Regions from separate parts of the Homo sapiens genome. Here region 2 is linked to region 1. A link is a loop called in an ENCODE intact Hi-C map of the cell type or tissue named here. Cell type or tissue: dorsolateral prefrontal cortex. All regions are shown on one strand.

What was found. Peaks named below come from ENCODE experiments on the same cell type or tissue, not always from the same donor. Only the 100,000 strongest peaks of a DNase experiment are listed, where the experiment ranks them.
Region 2: a loop joins it to region 1, with 7 times the contacts of the local background. A loop is called at or near these places in 1 of 110 quality-filtered maps.

Annotation. Positions count from the first base shown.
Region 1 is chr10:42,865,711-42,868,210 of GRCh38, reverse strand. No RefSeq gene overlaps it. Among named protein-coding and RNA genes, the nearest start is that of LINC02623, 4.6 kb to the left of the region's middle. RefSeq lists a silencer at 1,263-1,332 and enhancers at 1,111-1,744, 1,745-2,378. In dorsolateral prefrontal cortex, a CTCF peak has its summit at 1,351 (motif pointing left); DNase peaks (open chromatin) are centred at 1,340 and 1,798; H3K4me3 peaks cover 885 bases; H3K27me3 peaks cover 792 bases.
Region 2 is chr10:43,389,832-43,392,331 of GRCh38, reverse strand. The region is part of intron 3 of HNRNPF (heterogeneous nuclear ribonucleoprotein F); the gene reads left to right. Among named protein-coding and RNA genes, the nearest start is that of HNRNPF, 18 kb to the left of the region's middle. In dorsolateral prefrontal cortex, CTCF peaks have their summits at 1,215 and 1,419 (motif pointing left); a DNase peak (open chromatin) is centred at 1,421; H3K27ac peaks cover 2,363 bases.

The DNA of each region.
Region 1 (2,500 bases):
CCTGTTTTTTTAAATGAAATAACTAGTTGTCCCAACCCTGCTTGTTGGATAATACTGCGGTTTCAGGAGTACCCCCACTGTCATACACCCGTGGGTCCATACCCCTGGGCTCTCCATCTGGGCACTCCCCTACCTGTGGCACCTCCTTCCTGAGGGCCGGCCTCACCCAGGGCCCAGCTGCCCTCTCCGTGGCCTGTGTCTTCCTTTCCTGATGCCTCAGATTCCCCCCATTCTCTGGCACTCTCTCCATCCTCCTGACCTCACTCTGCACCTCCCATGAGGTGCAGGACTGCCCTGCTCCAGCCCCCAGCTTCCTCAATCCCGAAGCCTTGTGCCACTGAAGCAGGAGCCCCAGAGTGCACCTGGATGGCAGCTTCTCTCCTGGCCAACAAACACCTGGTGCTGGCTGCCCTCCCAGCATCTCCCCTCAACAACTCAGCTCCACCCCAGGGCCTTAACACACACATGCACAGCACACACACGTACAAACATATGCACACACAGACATGCACACAAATGTACATACGGACTTACACAGCCACATACAGATGTGCACACACTCGTGCATACACAGATGTGTTCATGCAAACACACACGCGTATGCTCACGGGCGCGTACACATGTGTATGTTATGCTAAGAAATCCATTTTGTGTAGAAGACACTCAGGCTCAAATATGTGTCCAAAGTCACACAGCTATGGAGCGGCAGAACTCAGGTCTCTAGTGCACACAGCCCCGACTTAACCGCAGTTCCACTTAACAGTTTTCAACTTTATAGTGATGCAAAAGCCATCCACAGTCAGCAGAAACCCTCGTTTGAGTCCCACACGGCAACTCGGTTTTTCACTTTCAGTACAGTAGTCAATGATTACATGAGGTATCCGACACTTGACTACAAAACAGGCTTCGTGTTGATGCTTCTGCCCACCGCAGGCTCAGGGCAGTGTTCTCAGCAGGCCAAGGTAGGCCCCCACGCTGTGCTATTCGGTAGTCAGGTGGACTCAGTCATTTTCCACTCTCAGCGGCCTTATCGGGCCGCAGCCAGGGGTAAGTTGAGCAGTGTCTGTACTTTTAGCTCCACCCTGGGTATTTTAAGCGGCAGATTTACAAAACAAAAACAAAAACAAAAACAAAAACAGGGTTCCAAACAGTAGGGACATAAAAGGAGAGAATGCACGTTGCGGTCAGCCCATGCCTGGGAGCATAAGCACTTCAGGGGCATCAGCAGGCGTGACTGGCGATTGTTCCTGCTTTTCCTGGCAGCAGCGGCCTGGGCCTGAGACTGACCGCCCTGGCCACAGCCCTAGGCGAGGCTGCTGGGAGCCGGGAGCCGCCGCGCTCCGCGGTAGCGAGTCTGCGGTGCCACCTCGTGGCTACTGCGTGGAACTCCTCGTGGTGCGGGCCGGGAAGGCCGGGTCCCCACAAAGCCGGAGCCCGAGCACAGCGGTGCGCGCTCGCCTCAGGGGATCCCGCAGCACCCGGATACGGGGGCTGGTCCCCCAAAACCCTCAGGGGTGAGAGGAAGGAGGTCCCCAGCCTGCTGAGAGCTGTCCTCTGAGCACGCACTCGCGCACACTCACACGTGCGTGTGTGCATCCTCGGGTACCCTGACGCGTTCACACGCACGCACACGCGTGTGCACAAGCACCGTCTTTCACAAGCGTATGACGCGTTCACACAAGAGTGTGACGCGTTCACACGCACGCACACTCCCTCTCCCTCGAGCCTGGAAGGCGCACTGGGCTCATGGTGGAAACCTCTACCGCGGCAGAGGCACCGCGCCAGGGCCAGGATGCGCGCTTTTATTTCAGACGCGAAAACCGAGGCCCGAAAGAGACAGCCGGTGTCCAAACCTGTCCAACGACTCTGCTGATCGCGCCTCCTGTGTGCGGCCGGGGCGGGTGTGAGGGCAGCGGGCCCACCCTACGCCTGACCCGCCCCGGGGCCTCGAGCCACTTCCTCAGGAGCTCCTGGCAGCTGCAGCGACGGCGCGCCCAGTGCCTGAGGGTCCTGTGGAGCCAGGCTTCCCGGCACACAGGCGCGGTGGAGCCTCGGGGCGGGCATACACCCCGCGAGCTCGCGGCGGCCGGGCACTGCGGGTCCTCGGGTGGGGACTCTGGAGTTCAGTCTTGAAGGACAAGGTCACTGAGGATCAGGGAACCAGGAGGGCAGGGAGGGTGGGGAGGGGTGCCTAGGCCTAGTGGGAGAAGCATGTGAAAGTTCCCTAAGAGGGCTGCGGGTGAACAAGCGCTTGGCCTGGCCTCTCCCGGTAGACTGCTGTGGCGCCCCGGAGCCTCCCTTCTCCAAGGCCCCATGGACGCCCCCTGAAGGGTGACGCCCTCGCCCACGCTGAGCTCTGAGTGCTGCACGAGAACTCCCAGAGCCGTGTGCACACGCGCTCGCCGTGTTACATGCAGGACTGAGGCACCAGGAGGCCCAGGAACTGGCTCAAGCTCGTAGAACTTCATGGCAGGATCTGAAACAGGCAGATCAGCTCCAA
Region 2 (2,500 bases), 520 kb before region 1:
CCTGACCTCATGATCCACCTGCCTCAGCCTCCCAAAGTGCTGGGATTACAGGTGTGAGGCACTGTGCCCGGCCAATTTTTCTGTATTTTTAGTAGAGACAGGGTTTCACTATGTTGGCTAGGCTGGTCTGGAACTCCTGACCTCAAATGATCTGCCTGCCTTGGCCACCCAAAGTGCTGGGATTACAGGCGTGAGCCACTGCGCTCAACCTAGGTGTCCACCACTATGCTCGGCTAATTTTTGTATTTTTGGTAGAGGCGGGATTTCACCATGTTGGTCAGGCTGGTCTTGAACTCCTGGCTCCGGTTATCCACCCTCCTTGACCTCCTAAAGTGCTGGGATTACAGGCGGTGAGCCACCACACGTGGCCTTGATCATGCAGTTTTAATGGAGGGGAGTGGAAGTGACAGTAGAGGCCTTTTGACAAGATTTTGCTGAACAAATCAACAAGTAGCTAGAGGCAAAGTTGGCACAGGGGAGGTATGACATGATTGGGTAGAACTGAGCATGTTTAATTACCAAGTAGACAGGGCTCAGTGGAGAAAGGGGAAAAGGAAAAAAAGAAGAAAGCATGGCTCCGGGGTATGTGAGGTTGGACCCAGAGCAGAGCTGTTGTTCACGATGTCCGCTGTAAGGGGCCCACTACGTGCTTACAAACTCCTGGACTCTGACTTGACTTCACAAAGTCCACTTCCAAGAGTAATGTCAACCAGCTGGAGAGGAGGTGAGAGTCTGTAAGGCTGCCCCAGACATCTGAAGGGCTTTGGACAAGCAGGGTGCTGGGGTAGGACAGTGGGCGATATTGAGGGCCCGCTTACTCTATGGCTGTTCACTCTGATTTTCTTTTTTTTTTCTTGTGTGGTGGGTTTTTTTTTGGAGTTAGTCTCGCTCCGTCACCCGGGCTGGAGTACAATGGTGCGATCTCCACTCACTGAAAACTCCGCTTCCTGGGTTCAGGTGATTCTCTTGCCTCAGCCTCCGTAGTGGCTGGGACTACAGGCGCCCACCACCACGTCCAGGTAATTTTTTTTTTTTTTTTGAGACAGAGTCTTGCACTGTCGCCCAGGCTGGAGTGCAGTGGTGCGATCTTGGCTTACTGCAACCTCTGCCTCCCAGGTTCAAGCGATGCTCCTGCCTCAGCCTCCCAAGTAGCTGGGACTACAGGTGCCCACCATCACGCCCGGCTAGTTTTTTGTATTTTTAGTCGAGACAGAGGTTTTGTCTATTGGAACTCATGATCTCAAGTGGTCCCACCCACCTCGGCCTCCCAAAGTGCTAGGATTATAGGTGGGAGCCACTGTGCCTGGCCTCACCCTGATTTCTACAGTATTTCACAACTTGGGGGCAGCATTAGCCACCAGAGAACATTTGGGAATGTCTGGAGACATTCGGTTGTCAGAACTGGAGGTGGAGGGTGCTACTGGCATCTAGTGGGCAGAGACCAGGGATGCAGCTAAACATCCTACAGTGCCTGGGCCTGCCTCCACAACACAAAGAACTGTCTGGTCCAAAATGTCAGTAGTCCTGAGGCTGAGAAATTGTAGCTTAGAGGCACCGTTTCGCCTGGCTGTGTGCAGCTGAGCCACTCAGTACATCCATGGAGTAGTCAGATATTTGTTTGGAATCTTCCAGAGCTCTGGTTTTACTGGGCGCGTACAGTTAAGAAGTTCATTGAATGAATTCCATGTATTGTGAGGAAGGAATGTAAAATGATACTTGCTCTAAGCTGGATTATGAAGAATGAGGAGAGAAAGAGGCTGTGTGGATAAGGAAGCCAAGGTCTCTACAAAGGAGGGGGATAGCAGTTGTGGTGGAGGGAGTAGGATGTGATTAGGTGGGGTTTCCTGCAGGGAATGGTGAAATCATTGGAGGTAGGAGTCCAGGAGAAAATGGTTAGTGGATTATGGCTTCATCTCCCCTACCCGGAACGATGGCTGGACCTAAGGCTAGGAACAGAACTCGAGGGAGGCCTTCAGATACTTTTCATGAGTGAGGAGCAAGACCAGGGTATGGTCAAAGACAAAAGGACAGGCGGTGCCTAGCCTGACCCAGTGTTGGGAATGGAATTGCATAAGAAGCCCCCACCTGTAATTGAGCTGTCCCAGACCCATTATCCCAAGAGACACAATACAAACTTGCCCTGACTCTCCAAGGAGGAGCTTCTGAACTGTTAGCACAGAATTCCCTCCGTGGACAGGAGAGGAAGAATCTGCTGTGACCTTGCTCTGCCAGATCAGCATGTTGCAGTGGCCATATGCAGGGGATTTAGATAAGGCCCTGGGGAGGCGGAGACCATTACTTTCTAAGGTGGAGGCTAAACCCCAGGGTTTGTTGCAGACCCAAAGCACAGTTTGAGAATTGGGGATAGGATTATTTATGCCCAATCATTTGCCGTTCAGGATTATTTTATAAAAGTTGATGGAGTTTATGTACATAGTCAATAATTTGAGGTGGGCAATGAGCAATCCAGGTTAGGCTCCCCTTGACTCTCTTCCCAGAG